Linked DNA regions of Homo sapiens: region 2 is linked to region 1. A link is an interaction called in ENCODE POLR2A ChIA-PET data of the cell type or tissue named here. Cell type or tissue: K562. All regions are shown on one strand. Links, peaks and the distances in the headings refer to the core of each region. The heading gives the core; the rest is flanking DNA. Region 1 holds the start of SPATA31E1 (SPATA31 subfamily E member 1). Region 2 has its middle 78 kb from the start of CTSL.

Region 1 (10,258 bases), core at 2,747-6,746:
TGATTTTGGTGATTACTGAGTTAACTATGCAGCAAATTCTTCTGTGATAGAAAATATGTATAAATTGGAAATAAATTTACTCTGTCCACCAGACTGGAGTGAGGTGGCACAATCTTGGCTCACTGCACCCTCCGCCTCCCAGGCTCAAGCAATTCTCCTGCCTCAGCCTCCAGAGTAGCTGGGATTACAGGCGCCTACCACCACGCCTGGCTAATTTTTGTATTTTTAGTAGAGACAGGGTTTCACTATGTTGGCCAGGCTGGTCTCAAACTCCTGACCTCAGGTGATCCACCCACCTCAACCTCCCAGAGTGCTAGGATTACAGGCGTGAGCCACTGCGCCCAGTCAACAAGAACAATTTATCCAAGAACTCTGTTGGTATAACTAAGATTATCTTTTTTATCATATAAAAAATTGTCTTCCTATAATCCGTATGTATAATTGCATAATAACTATAAAATTTGGATGCCTAAGCATTTATGTGTACCAAAGGGTTCATAGAATCAATAATCTGTACTGTTTCCACTGTTCTTCAAGTAGATTTCTAGATTAACTATGAAGTCCAAAGGAAGACTGTCAGCAGGATGATCATTTTTTCTTGCCCACCAGATGCACACTCGCAGCACTCCCCTGCCAGCCCGTATTCCCCCATCCGTTTTCCTCATGCGGAAATTAGGGAAGCAGGAGCGCACAGGGGTCCACAAAGGCTGACAATGAAAACACACTGAAATGTACCTCAAGGTCTCTACTGAGACATTCAGACATTGACTATGATAAGGCTGTGCAGCTGAGGTGCACGAATTTCACGTGTATGCAACATGAGAGATATTTGCAGGAAGTTAAGCTTCACGATGGGAAATGCCTGTGTGGGTGTATTTGTTTGTTTTAAATACTTAAGGATGATCAGAGACTATGGGGGGAAAAGCTGTTCTTCCTAAGAGAAATTCACTCTCATTTTCTAAGGAATTCTTCCCCTTTCCTCTGCTTCCCTGCAGGAAACGTGGAGTGAGACCAAAGCTGTGACTCCAGTCCACACCAGAGCCCAGGAAGACTCCCAGGACCCTGGAGATGCCTGAGGACCAGGGGCTTGTGGTATGCGGGAAGGAGGGTTCTACAGTCACCATGAGGAACAGCAATTGGCTGTAGTAAAATACGGACTGACAAAGGCAGGAAGGCAAAAGGCACCCAGGTTCGCCCAGGTGAGATGAGAGGCCCAGTTCTTCCGAGGTAGGTGTGGTGTCCCTCAAAAGCCCCCAGGGTTCTGTTGTGGGCACCACAGTGTCTGGAAGTGTGTGTGGTTGGCGGGGCGGGGGGGGGGTTTGTCAAGGAAGGGCCTTGAGGCTCATTTCCCCTGCAGCAGCAGGAGCAAGGGGCTGGCACTGGGAAGCCTCGCCCTCGTTGCAGCAGGCAGGTGGGTGGATGGTTGGATGAACAGCATAACCCTGCAGTGAAGTCTGTGGAGGGAACAGAGGTGCATGGATGGAGACATGCACACAGCCCACCAGAGACTGGGAACCCCCACACCCACATGGTCCTCTCATTTATCCAGAAAGGCGAACATCAGGTTTGAGGAGGAATGGAACCTAAAACAAATCTTTTCCCTAAATGTGGAGCTGATGCGACCAGTTGTCTCTGCTCTCCAGTTCCTGTTTCTCACACAGAGCGCACCTACTGACCTGGCAGTGGCTTGTTGGGAGGCGATTCCTTGCATGCCCAAGCCCAATTGCATAGGTCAAGATGAGACCCACTTCTCAGGCTTCAGTTCCCTGCAAATGAAGTAGAACTTAGGACCCCCATACTTCCCAGTGATCCTAGCAGGCGTCACTGGGGTCTCCACTCTTGCCAGTTAACCCAGTTGACCACATTAGGGACTGTCATGCCTCCCCAGTGACAATCTCATAAAGGAGGAAGAGACTGTAGACAGATAAAAGCAGCAGTAGATGAAGCAGATATGCTCTTGAAGATGCATGTTCATGAGAACAGACCCAAATAGACTCAGATGGTCTCACTCCCATTGAGGCTATATAGAACGCATGACAAAGATATACATGATTTTCAAGGCCACTTTTCAAGTATTAAATAAATGTATCACATAGTGATTAAAAAGTGCAATCTCTAATCCTGAGTTTCTGCTGCCCAAAAGATGTCTAATAGTATAATGAGAACATTTCCTCCAGGGCTCAAAGTATGCTCCCTATCAGGTACAGGCCAGACATGAGGCCCCAGTGGTCTGGAGCAGGCAGGAGGTGAAAAACAGGACACACTGTGGAGCAGAGAATACAAATGGGAGGCCGAGGCGGGCGGATCACAAGCTCAGGAGTTCAGGACCAGCCTGGCCACTATGGTGAAACCTGGTCTCTACTAAAGATACAAAAATTAGCTGGGCATGGTGGCACACTTCTGTAGTCCCAGCTACTTGGGAGGCTGAGGCAGGAGAATCGCTTGAACCCAGGAGGCAGAGGTTGCAGTGAGCCGAGATCATGCCACTGCACTCCAGCCTGGGCAACAGAGTGAGACTCCGTTTCAAAAAAAAAAAAAAAAAGAATATGTACGGAGGACACGAGTGATCTCAGAAGAGTCTGCTGAACACTGGACTTGAGCCTGGCACGGAATGCCCAGTCCCGCTCTCCACCCAAAGGAGCTGGACCTCAGATCACCCCAAACCACTCCTGGCTCATGGTGGAGCACACATGTTCCAAAACTTAGGAAAGTGAGGACTGTATTTGGGGCAGAGAAAGAAAAAATGGATCAGGACAACATATGAAAGATCTAAAGAAAATAAGTAAAGGCTTAATTATTGTTTTGAAAATAATTTGTCAAAGTGTTTGAGGTTTTTTTACAGCAAGCTCCATAATTCGGTAACTCAAAATTATGTTCCTAATATAAAAATGTCATTTGGAGGTTTAATTATTTGTAATTTTTATACTTTTTAGTTTTGTAAATTTAAGAGTTCTATTCTGGGTTGATGAAAGTAGAAAATGTAAGGTGTGGGAAAATTACAAAAACAGAGGAGATTCTGAAATAATCCTTAAGAAACCACCTAAATTCCTAGGAGAATTTCACAGTTTCAAAGGCTATGAAATGGGTGGGCTCAGGCCTAGATCTCCAAGGTACAAGGAGAGCCAGGTGACACCTGTGTTCCAGGGGAAGAGAATAGAAAATGGACTGAGGACTGTCTCTGACAGGGTGAGCAGCTGGAGTGGGAAGGAGCGATTTGGGGGACCCAGGAGGGTGGAGGGACTGGGGGCTGGGAGCTGAGGGCGGGGCTGTGCTTCAGCCTCCTCCTCCCACTGCCCCTCCCCCACCCCCAGGAGCCCTTTGTGAGGAGGAGGCCCCAGCTGTGTGATACAAGCCTGGGCCCCAGTCCCTAGTCCCAAAGGGGATGCCCAGAGCTCAGTTGCTTGAAGGCGATGGGAAATCTCGTCATCCCTCTAGGGAAGGGCAGGGCAGGCAGGGTTGAGAGTGGGCAGAGGATTCCACCCCCAGCTCCCAGACCATCTGTGGAGTGCACAGGAGACGACATTGCACTTCAGATGGAGAAAATGCTCTTTCCTCTGAAGAGCCCTAGTGCCACATGGCTGAGCCCTAGCTCCACTCCCTGGATGATGGATTTCATCCTCACCAGTGTGTGTGGCCTAGTGCTCCTCTTCCTATTGCTCCTCTACGTCCACAGTGACCCACCCTCACCCCCGCCCGGGAGGAAGAGGAGCAGCAGGGAGGTAAGGAGTCCTCAGCCCAGCCCCACAGAGAAAGATTCTCTCTTCTTTTCCTCCCCTCATTTCCACTTTTCCTAAGCAATGTGAGACCCTTCTGTGATGGGAAATCTCGTCATCCCTCTAGGGAAGGGCAAGGCAGGCAGGGGTGAGAGTGGGCAGAGGATTCCATCCCGAGCTCATCTGTGGGGTGCACAGGAGGCGTCAGGGCAAAAACCAACACTGGACTCAGTGGCAAGGACCGGGTCAGGAGAGGGGTGAGGTCTCTGTGGGAGGAGAGGCCCCAGCCCTGGCTCATCACCCCCTTCCTGGGGCAGGTGCCTGGGGGCCCAGCCTCCTCTGTATGATCTGGGTGTGATCTGGGAGCTGTGCTGAGCTCCTGAGAGCCTCCCAGTAGAGCCTGGATTCGCCTGTGGCTGCACCCCGGCCACATGTGCTTTTTCCTCCTTCACCACAGCCCCATGGTACCCTGGCCTCCTCTCCATTCTCATCCAAAGCAGAATCCTACTGGCAGCTCAGAGGCGCCTGTGGGCCTGAGCCTAGGTGTTCCTTGAGCGGAGGAGCAGGGACTGGGGACAGCCAGGTTGGAGTCACACAGACAACCCTTCCTTGCATTTCCCTAAGAAGGAAAACAGAAAACATTTCATTCACGGTAAACATGAGTAAAAAGCACACACAGAGCTCCCTGAGCTAGAGGCTGAGAGCCGTGTCCCTCATGAGCACTGCGTGTGTGCAGCTGGTCTGGGGAGAGGAGACTGAGAACTGGTCCCAGCCCCTCATCCTTTCTTGCCTCTCAGCCTCAAAGGGAGAGAAGCGGGAGGTCCAGGAGCAGGAAGATCTCAGCTCTGAAAGGTGAGGCTCTGCTGCCCCCCGGGACTCCCCAGAGGTAACTGAGCTTTGCCTGTCCCTGAGGAAGTCATTTGCAGAGGCCTGAGAGGGAAGCTCCTGGGAGAGAAATCAGAACCTGCGGCCTCCTCAGATTCCCTGCGGGAATGAAGCCACGGGCCTGGGACCGGTATTGCCCATAAGGGGGCGGTGTGGGGAAGGGACCAAGGCCTGCCTGGATATGGGGGGAGGTCAGGGAGGCTCCAGGTCCATGTGGACAGCTGTTCACCTCAGCAATGGCTGACTCCTCTTTGAGACCACCCATTTGCTCTCCCAACAAGATGGTTGTGACACCGATGAGGGGGTGGACGTGGAAGCACTTTTTGCAAATGACAAAGTGCTGCACAGTGGAAACCTTCCTGTCACCATTGGGGCCATGTGGCCTCGGACACAGATGCGAGGGCTTCAGGGTCTAGTCCCCCATGGTGTCCCCTAAAAAGACATCCACTCAGCCTCCATGAGGTTCCCAGGCACCGCCCTCTCCACCATAACCCTGTCTCCTGATTTCCAGCTTGCAGAATCCTCCTGAGGGAGCTGGAGGAGACTCGGGACCTGAACTACCTTCTGGAAAGGTGAGGAGCTTCCCCCTTCTGTCCCTGTCCTCCTTCCTACCAGGGCCTCTGATGCAACCCTACGGCCTGGTGGTGATCTGGGAGGGGGAGGTCCCGGGAAGGGGACAGGAGGGGACTGAAGCCCTGGGGCAGGCTTAGGCAGAGCTTTATGAAGTCAGCAGTTGGGGAGGTGGAGGAACCGGGGGCCCCAGGTGCCCACCCGTCCCAGCTTCCCGGCCCCATCTACCCCTGGCTGCAGCTTGTGCCTCTTGTCTCCTGCAGCCACCTGAGGAAGCTCGCTGGCGAAGGCAGCTCCCACCTGCCCTTAGGTGGAGACCCCCTGGGGGACGTGTGTAAACCAGTGCCTGCTAAGGCCCACCAGCCGCATGGGAAATGCATGCAAGATCCGTCTCCTGCCAGCTTGTCCCCACCAGCTCCCCCAGCTCCTCTGGCCTCCACCCTGTCACCAGGCCCGATGACCTTCTCAGAGCCTTTTGGACCACACTCAACCCTGAGTGCCTCCGGGCCACCAGAGCCCTTGCTTCCCCTAAAATGCCCTGCAACCCAGCCACATGTGGTTTTTCCTCCTTCACCACAGCCGCATGGTCCCCTGGCCTCCTCTCCACCTCCACCCGACTCCAGCCTGGCTGGACTTCAGTGTGGCTCCACAACATGCCCCGTCCCCCAGAGCTCCCCTCTACACAACCAGGTGCTGCCTCCTCCAACCAGGGTGATCTCTGGCCTGGGGTGCTCCAGCGATCCCATCTGGGACCTCTATTGCTGGAGGGAGGCTGCCACCACCTGGGGCCTCTCCACCTACTCACATGGCAAATCCCAGCCACGGCATCTTCCCGACCACACCTCAGAGGCTTCCTTCTGGGGAGACCCCACACCCAAGCACATGGAGGTAGGTGGCTGCACATTCATCCACCCTGACGTGCAGAAGCTGCTGGAGACCCTCATCGCCAAGAGAGCACTGATGAAGATGTGGCAGGAGAAAGAAAGAAAACGGGCCGACCACCCGCACATGACATCACTGGGGAAGGAGTGGGACATCACGACCCTAAATCCCTTCTGGAACGTGTCAACCCAGCCACAGCAGCTGCCCCGTCCTCAGCAAGTCTCTGATGCCACAACCGTGGGGAACCACTTACAGCAGAAACGCAGCCAGCTTTTCTGGGACCTCCCCTCTCTCAATAGCGAGTCCCTGGCGACCACAGTCTGGGTTTCTAGGAACCCTTCCTCACAGAATGCACACTCTGTACCACTGGATAAAGCCTCCACTTCTCTTCCAGGTGAACCTGAGGTTGAGGCATCCTCACAGCTTTCCCAGGCACCGCCCCAGCCCCACCACATGGCCCAGCCCCAACATTTCACTCCAGCCTGGCCCCAGTCCCAGCCCCCACCTTTGGCTGAGATCCAGACCCAGGCCCACCTCTCACCCCCTGTCCCAAGCCTGGGGTGCTCTTCTCCACCCCAGATTAGGGGCTGTGGGGCATCTTACCCTACATCCCAGGAGAGGACACAGTCTGTCATCCCCACTGGAAAGGAGTATCTTGAATGGCCCTTGAAGAAGCGACCAAAGTGGAAGAGGGTTTTGCCCTCTCTCCTCAAAAAGTCTCAGGCTGTTCTGAGCCAGCCCACTGCCCACCTTCCCCAAGAGAGGCCGGCCTCCTGGAGCCCCAAGTCAGCCCCCATCCTTCCCGGGGTTGTCACCAGCCCTGAGCTCCCAGAGCACTGGTGGCAAGGAAGGAATGCCATCCACCAGGAGCAGTCCTGTGGCCCTCCCAGCAGATTGCAGGCATCTGGGGACCTGCTACAGCCTGATGGGGAATTCCCAGGGAGGCCCCAGAGTCAGGCAGAAGACACGCAGCAGGCCCTCTTGCCCTCCCAGCCTTCTGACTTTGCAGGGAAGGGCAGGAAGGATGTGCAGAAGACCGGGTTCAGGAGCTCCGGAAGGTTCTCTGACAAGGGGTGCTTAGGGTCCAAACTAGGGCCGGACCCAAGCCGGGATCAAGGCTCAGGAAGGACCTCAGTGAAGGCTCTGGACGAAGACAAGGAGGCAGAAGGTGACTTACGGAGGTCCTGGAAGTACCAATCAGTAAGTTCCACACCCAGGGACCCAGACAAGGAGCATCTGGAAAACAAGCTGCAAATCCATCTGGCCAGGAAGGTAGGGGAGATCAAAGAGGGCTGGATCCCCATGCCTGTGCGTCGCTCCTGGCTCATGGCCAAATGTGCTGTTCCCAAGTCTGACACCCACAGGAAACCTGGGAAGCTGGCATCCTGGAGGGGTGGGAAAGCCCACGTGAACACCTCCCAGGAGCTTTCCTTCCTCCATCCCTGCACCCAGCAGATACTGGAAGTACATCTTGTAAGGTTCTGTGTGAGGCACAGCTGGGGTACAGACCTCCAGTCCCTGGAGCCCATAAATGTCTGGTCAGGTGAGGCTCAGGCCCCGCCCTTCCCACAATCCACCTTTACCCCCTGGGCCTCCTGGGTATCTCGGGTTGAATCTGTACCCAAGGTTCCCATTTTCCTGGGAAAACGTCCTCAGAATGGTCCAGGAGACAACAGAACAACAAGCAAGTCAGTCCCGACCGTGAGTGGCCCTCTCGCTGCCCCACCGCCTGAGCAGGAGGGAGTCCAGAGGCCCCCGAGAGGGTCCCAGTCAGCTGATACCCATGGGCGATCAGAGGCCTTTCCGACTGGACACAAGGGCAGGGGGTGTTCTCAGCCCCCAACATGCAGCCTTGTGGGCAGAACCTGGCAGAGCAGGACTGTCCTGGAATCCGGGAAACCCAAACCCAGACTAGAGGGGAGTATGGGTTCAGAAATGGCTGGGAACGAGGCATGGCTTGAGAGTGAGAGCATGTCCCCAGGAGACCCCTGTAGTAGCAGAGCCCTGCAAGTGCTCAGCATAGGGTCCCAGTGGGCAAGGGCTGAAGATGCCCTGCAGGCACTGAAAGTGGGGGAGAAGCCCCCAACTTGGGAAGTCACCTTGGGAGCCAGTGTGAGGGCAAGTTCGGGAAGTGTTCAGGAGGATCTGAGGAGCACAGGGGCTCTGGGGACCACTGGTAACCCCTCAGCGTCTTCAGTCTGTGTTGCTCAGGATCCAGAGCAGCTGCACCTGAAAGCGCAGGTGGTCAGTGAGATTGCGCTCATAGTGCAGGTGGACTCAGAGGAGCAGCTGCCAGGCCGTGCCCCGGGCATCCTCCTCCAGGACGGCGCCACAGGCCTGTGCCTTCCAGGCCGCCACATGGACATGCTCACTGCCGCAGACAGGCTGCCCACTCAAGCCCCTCTGTCCACCTCCCAGAGTGTGTCTGGTAAGAACATGACAGCTTCCCAGGGGCCATGTGCCCTCCTATGGAAGGGAGGGGACAGTCCAGGGCAGCAGGAGCCTGGGAGCCCAAAAGCAAAGGCCCCACAGAAGAGTCAGAAGACGCTGGGCTGTGCGGACAAGGGCGAGGCCCACAGGAGGCCCAGAACAGGGGAGCAGGGACACAGGTCCAAGGGACCCAGGACCTCTGAAGCCAGTGGGAGGAGCCACCCTGCCCAAGCCAGGGAAATAGGAGACAAACAAGAAAGGAAATACAACCAGCTTCAGCTGGAGAAGGGACAGACACCACCAGAAAGCCACTTCCAGAGAAAGATCAGTCACCATCCACAGGGTCTACACCCCAGGAAAGGAGGCACACGGTGGGAAGATGTCCTGCAGAAAGGCAAGCCTGGGGCAGATGCTTTCCAGAGCTGGGGGTCTGGCCCACCAAGGCAGTTTATGGACTGCATGGCTGACAAAGCCTGGACCATCAGCAGAGTTGTGGGACAAATCCTGGTGGACAAACTGGGGCTTCAGTGGGGACGAGGTCCCTCAGAGGTCAATCGCCACAAAGGTGACTTCCGCGCCCAGGAGAATGTGCCTTCCTGCTGCCACAGGGGTCACTGCCACCAAGAACGTAGCAGAGAGATGAGAGCTCTGGCCTGCAGCCCTAAAGCCACCCCCAAGGGCCACCACTGTCCTGTCAAAAACAGGGGCATCAGAGACAGAGACAGCAGTTGGGCCCCACCTCCCAGGGAGCCTGTGTCCCCAGCTGGTCCCCACCACCACAGGCCAAGAATGGCAAGCACCTCGGGCGGCCCCCATCCACAGCTGCAGGAACTGATGTCTGCACAGAGGTGTCTTGCCTCCTGAACTAGACCAGTCTTCTTGCATGTCTCCTGGGGGAGACAGGGGGTTCTACTCAAATAAAACTGATGCCTACACAATAAACCTGTCCTGCGTGGGTGATCACAGCCGCCATGTGTTCATGACGTTCACGGAGAAGTTCCCAATATACCTGCTTTCCCTGCAGAGGGCGTGGCTTCTGTCTGTGCCATGCTAGGGGGCAGGAAAGGGCACAGCATCTGCCCCTTCTGAGTGCGGCTTCCAGAATGGCTGGGCCTGGAGAAGGCTGGCAGGGACGTGGAGGACCCCCTCTTCTCCCTGTCCAGGGAGAAACCATGTCTGGTTTCCAAACTGTATCATGACCCAGAGCCTTCAGGACGTGTAAGGACAGCAAACCCTATGGAGACCCCACCCGGGCTCTGGCTCACTGCATCTTCGTTCTCACTAAGGTAACTTCTGTGCTGCTGTCGGAGCTGGGTCTGCAAGGGCCTTATGGACTGAGAGGGTGGCAGGCTCCCCTCAGGCTGGAGGAGTGATGGATCCCAGCAGCCTCCCTGCCCCGTGGTAGCCTGGGAATGTGGGGGTGTCCTGTACTGGCCCTGGGTGAGAGAAGGGACAGCTCCTTCTCAGATGTCCTGGTGGGGAAGAAATGACACCCTCCCCAGACCCCTCCCTACCTGCTGAGTTCTGGGATGGACCTGGGCCCCACCAGCACTTGGTTCAGCCTTGTTAACACCCCTGGGTTTGCGTCTGGTGTCCCCTGCCTCACTCTCCAGAGCAGTCTCCCAGCCCACTAGTGTGGGGTGTCTGTTTCAGGAGGCACCCAGGGCTGCTGCCTGCCCCTCTGGTGGGACTCTGTGGTTAGGAACCGCAGGAGGAGACCTTAGGCCCAGGGTGAGAGGTCGTGAGAAGAATCAGGGAAGACGAACGTAAGTTCGCAA
Region 2 (10,258 bases), core at 2,722-6,721, 80 kb before region 1:
CTCTGTGTCTGCGCACACATTCTCTGCCTTAGGTCCCCCAAACATTGTCTCCATGAGAACACCTTACTGCCTTTTCTCAATGGTTTTTGCACCCAGGAGGCCTGTTTGGAGCTGGTAACTCCACACCGCATGGAAAGCAGCCATCCTGAAGGCTGCCAGTAATAGCAGGTTAGTACCAGGTGCCCAGGGGGAGCGAAGAGGGACCCAGTCACCCAGGGCAGCGGGCACTGCACTCCAAAACTATCAGGCACTGGAAACAAAAGCAACACACAAGACAAAATGACAGCTTCTAAGGTGAGCCGAGAACTGCAGTTCAGAGCGTCACTTGAGGCTGTACGTGATTGTCACATGTCTGGAAATATTATCAGTAGTTGGCCCATTTCCACACTGCCTCCCAAGGCTCATACCACCTCCAAGAACTGGAATTTGGGACAGATGTGAGTTCCTGGTGCTCCTCACAGCCTCCTGCCTGGACTACTAGGGGCTCACCTCGCCTGCACTGTGGAGCTGCTGAGCAATGCACCTGGGGTACCCCTGGATGACCAGAGGGTTCAGCTGGTCCTGCACTTCGCACACAAACTGCTGCAGTGACATCAGCTGGTTGGGTCCATTGAGGTTCCACCAGGAAGGCAGCATGGAGATGATTTTCTCACACAGGTGAGTCATGGGAGGGCAGACCTAGAAGAAGCAGGGCAGGACAGGTTAACTCACCTGCAGCTGTGGGTGCCCTGAGCGGAGCTGCGGTGGAGAGGACATCTTTCATTCAGGTGCCTTGCAGGTGATTTGGTGAACAAATAAGCACGTTTATGCTTGAGTACTGGGACAGTTATTATTTTAGTTACCATCAAGTGGAATCAATTTATCAAATATAAGGTTTTATAGAGGCTCTTCAGTTCTACTGGAAATCTATTAAACAGATTTTGAGTCTTCCAAGAATGTTTTTGGAATTGTGGACTCAGTCACTCAATCAACTAATGTTCACCAACTCCTAATGTTTCACTCCCTCACTTCTTCCTCCCTCCCTCCTTTCTTCCCTCGCTGTCTCTCCCTCCTGTGACTGTTTCACTCATGTAATGACCACTTTATGAACAAAAAGAGGAAAAGAGCATGAGTATCATCATCAATGTCAGAGTGGGTTTTGACCAGTAAATTAGCATTCATGGGGACTGTTGTTGAAATATTGTTTCAAATTAGACCAATTCTTGGTAATTAGCTTGAAATGATTTTCTAACCTTTTAAGTTGGTTAAATAAATCAGCCTATGTTACAGATTCATATAATTGACGCACCTCCTGATTAGAAACCACACATGCCATGCCCTGCACTGCGCCGTTAATTCCACACTCCCCTCTCAAATCCTTTTATATCAACTAAATTCCACTCCCTATTCCCAAAACAGGATTCTCAGGGGTGAGTGCAGTTGACGTGGTGGGCTCCACCTGCCTGAGCTCAGGAGTTTAGGGGTTGGGTGGGGGGTATCTGAGAAGCAGCAGATCATGCCACAGCCCAGCTCAAAAATCTCCAGGGACACTCCCTCCTGCCTCAGGAATGCAGCCCCAATCCAGACCTGGTGGGGAAGTGCAGGGGCCCTCACAGACAGACCACTGTTAGTTCCTAGATCACCGCCCCTGGTTTCTGTGACAGATTCCTCCCAGGCCTCGCCGGACTACTCCCTTTGTGTTTCCCGAGAATTCCAAAAGCATGTCTGGATCCAGCGCCTGCTGTCGGGAGTGCAGGGTTTTGGAAGGGGGGCCCATAACAGGAGGTGGCCCCTGCTGGACAGCAGAGGGGCCCAGAGCTGACACTCAGGCTTGGGCAGTAGGAACCTTCTGAGAACGCGTTACCACTTTCCACTGGGATGTCTGCCCTTTTCTTACTAATTTTGGAGAGCTTTTTGAATATTATGGGTAGTAGTAACCCTCTAGCTGTGAAATGCATTGAGAATATTTTTTTCCAGGTCTATTTCACTTTGTAACTTTGTGGAATATATTTGCCAGAAAGTCTTTTTTTAAAAGTGTGTCAAATATGTACATTTTCTTTAAACATATCTAGGGTTTTAAAAGGTTTCTAAACTTCCAAGTCATTTTAAAAACAAGTTTTCCCAAATTTCCATTCAAGAGATTGTTGTATCATTTCACGGTGAAAAGCTCTAATCCATTTATCTTTATGCTCTGTAGTGAGCGGGAGTTCAACGTTGTTTACCTTTAGGCAAATAGCCAGCTGTGTCAAGATCGCTTATCAAACAAACATTTTCCCCATTAAATTGAAATAACATATTTTGCTTTCTATAACATTTCTGTAGATATTATGATTGACTTCTATACTCTCTAGGCTGTTCCTATAACTTATTTAATCATATTGATTATAGAGCCTTTATAATGTTTTATTTATTCTTCTATTAAAGTTATAAGATAGGAAACTCAATCTCCTTAGTCCCATTCAGATGCTAACTGGAACTCTATTAAATTTATATAACTCAGAGAAATTGAAACATCCAGTCCTATCTTGCTATCAGGGATAGCAATCTCCTTCCATTTTTTTCATCTACTATTTTATGTCCTTCAATAATTTTGTTAGTGACGGTTTTTCTACTTCTCTGAATTTTCTAAATATTCCACAATGTCACTTTGGAATTACTTTTGTAATTCGAGGGCAGGATCTGGGGGCCCAGGACAAGCTTCTCCTCTCTCTGCTGCCACAGCCAGTTCTGCTCCGGGGAGCTCAGGGGACACCAACTTTCCAGAGAACAAAATGCACATGGACTCTGATTCTGTCTATTCATTAGAGACAGAAAGTCATAGTTGATGCTGAGATACAGATGTAGGGAATGTTTTCTTTCAATGTTTCAGTATGTTCCTTGCTCTCAAATATTTCTGAAGGGTGAAGCTTTACATCTTCCCAGGACTACTTCATCCAGCAACCATGGCGTGCTCTGTGCAGCACCCCAGCTGGTCTCATGCCACTTGAACAGGAGTCCCCTGCCTGTGGGGTGTGGTCTGGTGCTGATGCACAGGCTCTAAGAGCATCAAGTGACTGTTGACTTGCCTGGCCCAGGGCTAGTGGCATCTTCTCTGGTGGCATCTTCCCATCCACCTCTGGGTCCAGCTGCTGAGCTGTGCCTTCTATCCAGGGCTCCCTCAGACTCAAGGCTGCAGGTGCACACCCCAGGTCAAGTTTTCCCCACACCGGGCAGGAGGAAAAGGTGCTATGGGGCCTGTGTGCACGGCCTCCTGCCTCTTTACAGCCTCAGGCAGATGCTGGTTTAACTGTAGGTGAAGCTCCTTATTTCCAGGTACTGGATAACACTCTGCCTACCCCTCTGGAGCCAATGGACCACCTGGGCATTAAGCAATGGGGGCCTCCATGGGGTTGCACACATCTCTTGTTCTTGCCAGGTCCTCCCAGAGGCTGCATGGCTTTGCTAGAGAGCTCTGAGACTGAATGTTGCCTCTGACATTGACTAGGCATGACCTTACCAGGGCCCACACACTCCAATGCATTTCTGCGCAGGGTACTGTCCTTCTCCCCTGGTTGGGAATGTCATCACAGAGCAGAATTTCACACCAGGGGCAGGACCTGCTTCTGAGGTCTCTCTCCTGTTCCAAGGGACTCTTGACTCTTGGAGTTGGAGTGCAGGTGGAGAACATCATGAAATCAGAGCCTGTGTCCCTCTAAGTGGAGCAGCTGCCGCCTCCCCGCTACCCAGCACCACGGAGGAAGGTGCATCCAGTGTGGAACAGGCTTCCCACAAGAAGCCAAATATCCACATTTTTAGGTGTGATCTCCTGATTTTTAAATGACAGTCAATGTCCCCCCTCCCCTCCTCATACTCAACAGAGCACTGCAGCTTGTAGGGGAGGCCCCCATCTGCTGTGTTCCTCTCGCCTGGGAAGACCCACCTCGAACTTCTGAGCCTTGGGTTACTTTCCTCTGAAATGGGCTCATGAGAGGACCGCACAGATCCTGGCAGTCAAATGACAGGCTCTGTGGACAGCGTCTGGAACCCGGGTGAGCACCAGCTACAGGACTCCCTAGGTCCTTCCCACTGGGCCTGGCTCCTATGGAGGGTCCCACATGTATTCTTGCCCAAGGCTCACTAAGTAATAGAGCCTGGACAGCCCCAGTCCAAGCACCGTCACATCTCCCCTGGTTGCCAAGATCATCTCCTATCAGGTCCCTCTGCTCCACCTCCTGACCCCGAGGCTCCAGTCTGAGCAGCTGGGGGAATTCCTAAACCTAAGGCAGATCTCGCACCAGCCAGCTTAACACACTTGGCCCAAACCCAGTCTCCTCACCCCCCAGGTAAGGTCTATAAAGCCGTGCCACCTCTCGGGTCACGTCGTCGGGGTCACGTCGTCGGGGTCACATCGCTCGCGCATCGTTCTCTGCCTGCACCTCCAGGCCCATCCTCTGGCCCTAGCCCAGTTACCCTCCTTCTTTGTTGTTTTATGCTTGAGCTCCTCCAACCCTTCACTACCTGGCCCCTTGCACTCCCTATTCCTCTGTCTTCCTCCAGCCCTTCCTCGGGCTGCTTCCTTCTTCTTGCCCTTCAGGTCTTGGTTTCAGTGTCACATCAGAGAGGTCCTCATCAGCCAGGTGAAAGTAGACTCCACCATCCTCTCATCTCACTTCATCCTGTTTCAATTCCCTGCATGGCACCTACCCCAGGAGGCAGCAACCCTTTCTGTAGAGGGCCAGATGGTCTCTGTGGCAACTCAACTCTGCCATGTATGAACACCAGCCGTAGACAAGAGCGTGTGGCCGTGTCTCAATAAAACTTTATTTACAGAAGCAGGTGGTGAGTTGTAGGCTGTTATTTATCACCCATTGATTCAACTTATGCTATCTGGCATTTTTCTGATCTGTTTCCTGGCTGGGTTCTGCCGATTTTGTTCACCGTGGTCTCTGCAGTGCCCAGAACAGCTCTTGGCATGCAGTAGACACTGGGAATATCTTTTCAGTGCATGAGTGAATCAGTGTTATTTGGTAACAGCATTGCTCTTTGAAGCCCTGGTGGATCTCCTAGTTTCTAGTTTCCTTTATTCCAGCACCAACTGTGGCAATTTATTTTCATTTTTCTCATCAGAAAAGAGGACTAAACATCTGCAAGCTAATGAGGAGACCATCCACGGTCTGGGAAGGCCAGATAAGAGCGCTGAGAGGCAATGTGGCCCCGCCCACGTGGCAGGGTGTAGTGAGAGCCCATGGATGGAGCAGCAACTCTTAATTATGCAAATGCAGCTTGCAGGTGGTGAATTTTTCATTCTGGGCAAACTCCCCCTTTTTTTTTTCACTTTTCAAAATATTCCTGGGCACCTTTCTTCACTATCTGATGAAGTAAAGGCACACTACTTTTAATATCAGCTCATGGAAAATCTGATTAGAAGGAGAATCAAACAGAATAAAAATATGCCAACTCCTGAAACTCTTATTTTAAAATCCGATAAGAATGGGACTTGCAGCGACTGTAGTAAAATGGATGCTGATATAAAATCAAGATGCATCCCCCATCACTACCTGTCATAGAAGGAGTCCCTCCTTTCTTTTAGAAGGAGAACTGGGTTTGGCTAAGCAACACCAGCATCCTCAGGCAGATATGGATAGCTGTGTTGATGGCCGATGTGACACCTCGGTTCTTGTCTTCTTGGTTTAAAAGAATTTAAACAAAAGGCACACAGCAAAGGAGATGAAGCATAGAGTGATTTTATTGCAAAGGAGAAAGAATATTTTGAAAGTTAGGTGCAGAAGAGACAGTACACCCTTAGAGAGAGGGAGTTCGGGGCGGCTGCTCCTTAGGGTGAGAGGGTGAGACAGCATTGATCGTTGTTGGAGAAACCCCCTTTATGGGAGTCTTACATGATTATTAATAGGGAGGTGGGAAGAGGTTTTGCTAATAAGCATGTTCTGGGTGGTCTTCTGGGTGCACATGTGTAGTAACTGTACATGCTGGTTCATATGTCCCATGTCTCATTAACATCTTAAATCTCTACCCAGTGGTGGTTTTTTTCTTTTTTCTTTTTTTTTTTTTTTGGAGATGGAGTCTTGCTCTGTCACCCAGGCTGGAGTGCAGTGGCACAATTCTGGCTCACTGCAACCTCTGCCTCTGGGGTTCAAGCAATTCCCCTGTCTCAACTTCCTGAGTAGCTGGGATTACAGGTGCACGCCACCACACCCGGCTAATTTTTTGTCGTTTTAGTAGAGACAGGGTTTCACCATGTTGCTCGAGCTGGTCTTGAACTTCTGAGCTCAGGCAATCCACTCGCCTTGGCCTCCCAAAGTGCCAGGATTTCAGGTGTAAGCCACCGCGCCTGGCCATGTTTTTTACAATTATGAGCAAAGGGTCATTTTGAGGAGAGGTAAAATCAAAATGTGCATGCTGTCTAGAAGGGAAACTCCCCACTGAAGATAGCGTTGCTTGTGTGAGCTCAATTACAATGCAAATGCTAAGACTTACTGTGTTGGCTGTACGGTCACTGGTAACTGTGGTTGCTGCATCCCAAAAACATGGCCATTTCCTTGACTACCTATCCTGCCTCAGCTGCACTGGGCTTTGTTTTATTGGTAGCAGTGAGCACAGAGGAGTAGAAGGTGCAACCTCCTTCTGCAATAAGGTGGTACCTACAGCCAGGGTGGAGGTGTGGGGGCTATTAGAGACCCCTAAAACAATGGTGAACTGGTCAGCTACCTCTGGTGGGCAGGCAGGCATCGATCTGTAGCATTTGCTGATTCTTGTGGTGTAAATGCTCCCACCCTGGCTGATTTCAAGTACCCCGTGTGATGTCACTGAGTTGGGAAGACATGCACGGCTCTCAGGGACATCACTGGAGGCTCCTGCACACCACTGCCCTAGTTCACTTCCTGTGAACTTTCAGAGTAGATCCCACACAGATCAGCCCCTGGCCCATGTTCTTTCTTTCCCCGGGAACTCCAACCTTGGCCTCAGTCACCTTCAATGCTGTCCTGCCCCACCCATTTGGGGAGCTCACTTGGGCCCCTGGAATGCCCTGTCTGCAAGGTCCTATTTCCCATGGGGCAGCCCCCTGCACTGTCTAATAATGAAAACAGCTAGTCCCTCTCCCCTGCCCATCCTCCATTGGTCCAGGGAAACAAGAAGACTTTGGTTTTCTTTCCAGATGCCCAGTCCCATTGATTCTCTAGCAAATGTAGTTTAAAAACACATTCCTAGGCAATGTCAACTGATGAGAGCCGGGAACACAGAAAGTATTTCTTTTGCTCATTTGGCCCATTTGGAAACCAAATAACATGGCCACCTCCTTCAGCTCTTCCGGATACAGACCTCTCCCCACCACTGTGTGAGATCTACTCTGATCCAGCTCCACAGTGGCTCTTGCAGAGTATGGCAGCAACCCAGGGGGCATCAGACAATGTGTGTAGGTATTGTTTTGGTTTTCACAATATGGGGCTATAGGGGATGCTAGCATGTTAGATGCTTGGCAGCCACAGACAAGAAATATCCTGTAAGGACAGGAGTTCCTACTCACCCAAATCCCCAAAGGCATCCAGTGAGAAACACCGAGAAATATCAAGAGAAAGGACATGGAAAGGAAGAAAATGGTCCTAAGATGCTCTGAAGGGTGAATGACCTCTTCTTCCCCTTCCCTCTCCCACATCACGTGCCCCATTGTCTCCTGCTCAAGGTGACCCGAGTCAGAACTGCAGGTCAGCCCCTTCCTGGCTTCCTCCGCAGGCACTGTCTGCTCCTGAACTCCCACCACAATCCTCAGCGATGCATTCTCCAAAGAAGCCGCTGTGACAGCTGTCATTTTCAAAAACCAAATTCCAGTACCGGGTGTGCCCAGGTGCCAAGCAGTTATTTGTGTGGGGATTTATGTTCACCCACAAGGAAGACAGACTGTGATTAGCAATGCTTGGCAAACAATTCATCCCATTATGGCTAATCCAGACGCTAAAGTCAAGAGCCCACTGAGGGATGACGAAGGTAAACAACCTCAAGGGGCTCCTTGAACATGGAGTCTAGAAGATTCTGCTGAAGGTAACGGGGATACCAAGTCCTCACAGCTCCACAGATGCTGGAAGCATTCATATGCACTTCACGTGTCCATCAGTGGATGAATGAGTTTTTATATGTGGCATATATTCATAGTGGAATACTGTTCAGCCTTAAAAAAGAAGGAAATGCTATGATTTCCCACAAGACAGCTAAGCCTGGAGGGCAACGCATTGAGTGAAATAGGCCAGACACAGAAAGAGAAATATTAATACTAAATGTCTCCCTTCTACGTGGAATCTAGTAGAGTTGAACTCATAGAAGTAGAGAGTAGAATGGTGCTTACCCTGAGATTGGGGTATGGTTAGGGAGACGTTGATCACAAGATACAAAATTTGTTAGACAGGAGGGAAAAAAAGGAAGAAGGATGGCCAAAGACCCATCATTCTCCTCTACTAAAAAAACTCCAGAAATTCAGACTTAGTAACTCCCTCCCTGAATGTCTTTCCAATGCCCCAAGTGACCTCGATGCTCCATAGACAACGCCTTCAACAGCAAAGTGCTTCCGGGGGTGGGAGCAAGCTGACCTTCCCTAGAATCCTGACTATAGATTCTGTTTAGAATGTGGGGTCTCATTTTGAGAAGCTCTTAGTATTTAACATTCACAAGAAGTTCACAGGTTCAAGAAAACATAGAACAATATTCAGGGTAAAGAGAAGCAGCAGAGATTGGCTGGGTGTGACGGCTCACACCTGTAATCCCAGCACTTAGGGAAGCTGAGGCGGGCAGATCACCTGAGGTCAGGAGTTCGAGACCAGCCTGGCCAACATGGTGAAACCCCCATCTCTACTAATAATATAAAAGATGGTGGCAGGCGCCTGTAATCCCAGTTACTTGGGAGGCTGAGGAAGGAGAATCTCTTGAACCTAGGAGGCGGAATTTGCATTGAGCCAAGATTGTGCCACTGCACTCCAGCCTGGGGGACAAGAATGAGACTCCATCTCAAAACAAAACAAAACAAAACAAACAAACAAAGCAAAAGAGAAGCAGCAGAGATAGAGACACCTGGTCAGTGTGGCCAGAGCATCCTGGGAGAAAATGCACTGAACGACAGAGGGGGCAAATGCAAGTGGGTGGTGAGGAAAGGATCAAGGCAGACAGAAAGGACACCGCTCAGATAAACCTGCTAACTTGGGAGAAAATAATAGAGACAGGAGACAGCCAAATGCCACCCAGGTCATTGTGCACAGGGGGCTTGCCTAAACATGCCCACGGTGAAAAATTCCTTCCCTTAACACATGCGCAGTAAGGGAAATAAAACAATGTGGAGTGGCTCAGACTAAGGGCTGGCCTCTGCACTAGGGGAAAGGGGGGGTGGAGATACCAGGAATTTACGCCTTATGCAGCGGGGAGAAGCCTGTACTCTTCATCTCGTGTGTGGTGGCCTGGTATTCAGTCTGTGAGGTGGGAGCCTGTTGGCAGGATCCCCCTTTTTTTTTTTCACTGAGGCTTTCTTTTAATAAATTCTGCTCTCCTCACCTTTCAATGTGTCCATGTGCCTAATTTTTCCTGGTCATGAGACAAGTACCTGGGTTTTAGCTGAACTAAGGAGCACAAAATTCTGCATCTGAAGGACTGAATCGAAGAGGAAAAGAGGAGAAAGAAAGCTGAACGCTGAGGAATGCCACTAGGTCCGAAATTATTTGAAGTCAATGAAAATCAGTCACCTGTAGATGTGATTTTGGTTTGTTGATAGGAGGAACAGTATTTGCCATAGTGTTTAGAGTATTGATATTTTGAGGAAAATTTCTCATTTGTGGCTTGATTGGTTAGCTCCCTCTGAAAAACATTTTGTTCATGAATTCTATTTAAATTTGTGAGCTTTGTAACAACTTGAGGAGGTTGATCTAGCATGTAGGATTTTTTTTTTTAATGAGTTCTTGCTCTGTTGTCCAGGCTGGAGTGCAGTGGCGTGATCACAGCTCACTGCAGTGTCAACCTCTCCAGATTCAGGCGATCTTCCCACCTTAGCCTCCCCAGTAGCTGGGACTACGTTTGCATGCTACCACGCCCAGCTAGTTTTTGTATTTTTTGTAGACATGTAGTATTGTCACATTGCCCAGGCTGGTCTCAAACTCAAGAGATCTGCCCACCTTGGCCTTCCAAAGTGCTGGGATTACAGGAGCAAGCCACTGCATCCAGCTATTCTTCTTCTTTTTTTTTTGTTTTTGAGACAGGGTCTCCCTCTGTCACCTAGGCTGGGGTGCAGTGGCACGATCTCAGCTCACTG

What was found. Peaks named below come from ENCODE experiments on the same cell type or tissue, not always from the same donor. Only the 100,000 strongest peaks of a DNase experiment are listed, where the experiment ranks them.
Region 2: POLR2A ChIA-PET joins it to region 1 with 5 read pairs; 2 of 35 experiments call an interaction of 5 or more read pairs at or near these places.

Annotation. Positions count from the first base shown.
Region 1 is chr9:87,879,482-87,889,739 of GRCh38, forward strand. It overlaps SPATA31E1 (SPATA31 subfamily E member 1), which reads left to right and starts at 3,396. Exons shown (of 4, transcript NM_178828.5): 1 at 3,396-3,719; 2 at 4,511-4,565; 3 at 5,110-5,170; 4 at 5,432-9,422. The coding sequence starts at 3,411. The coding sequence ends at 9,344. All of the region lies in intron 3 of LOC497256 (a long non-coding RNA gene), which reads right to left. In K562, for the core only: a CTCF peak has its summit at 4,731 (motif pointing right); a DNase peak (open chromatin) is centred at 4,770; H3K27me3 peaks cover 1,201 bases.
Region 2 is chr9:87,799,018-87,809,275 of GRCh38, forward strand. It overlaps the pseudogene LOC100420576. Among named protein-coding and RNA genes, the nearest start is that of CTSL, 78 kb to the left of the region's middle. RefSeq lists an enhancer at 1,214-1,714. In K562, for the core only: no CTCF peak of the experiment used is centred there; a DNase peak (open chromatin) is centred at 5,164.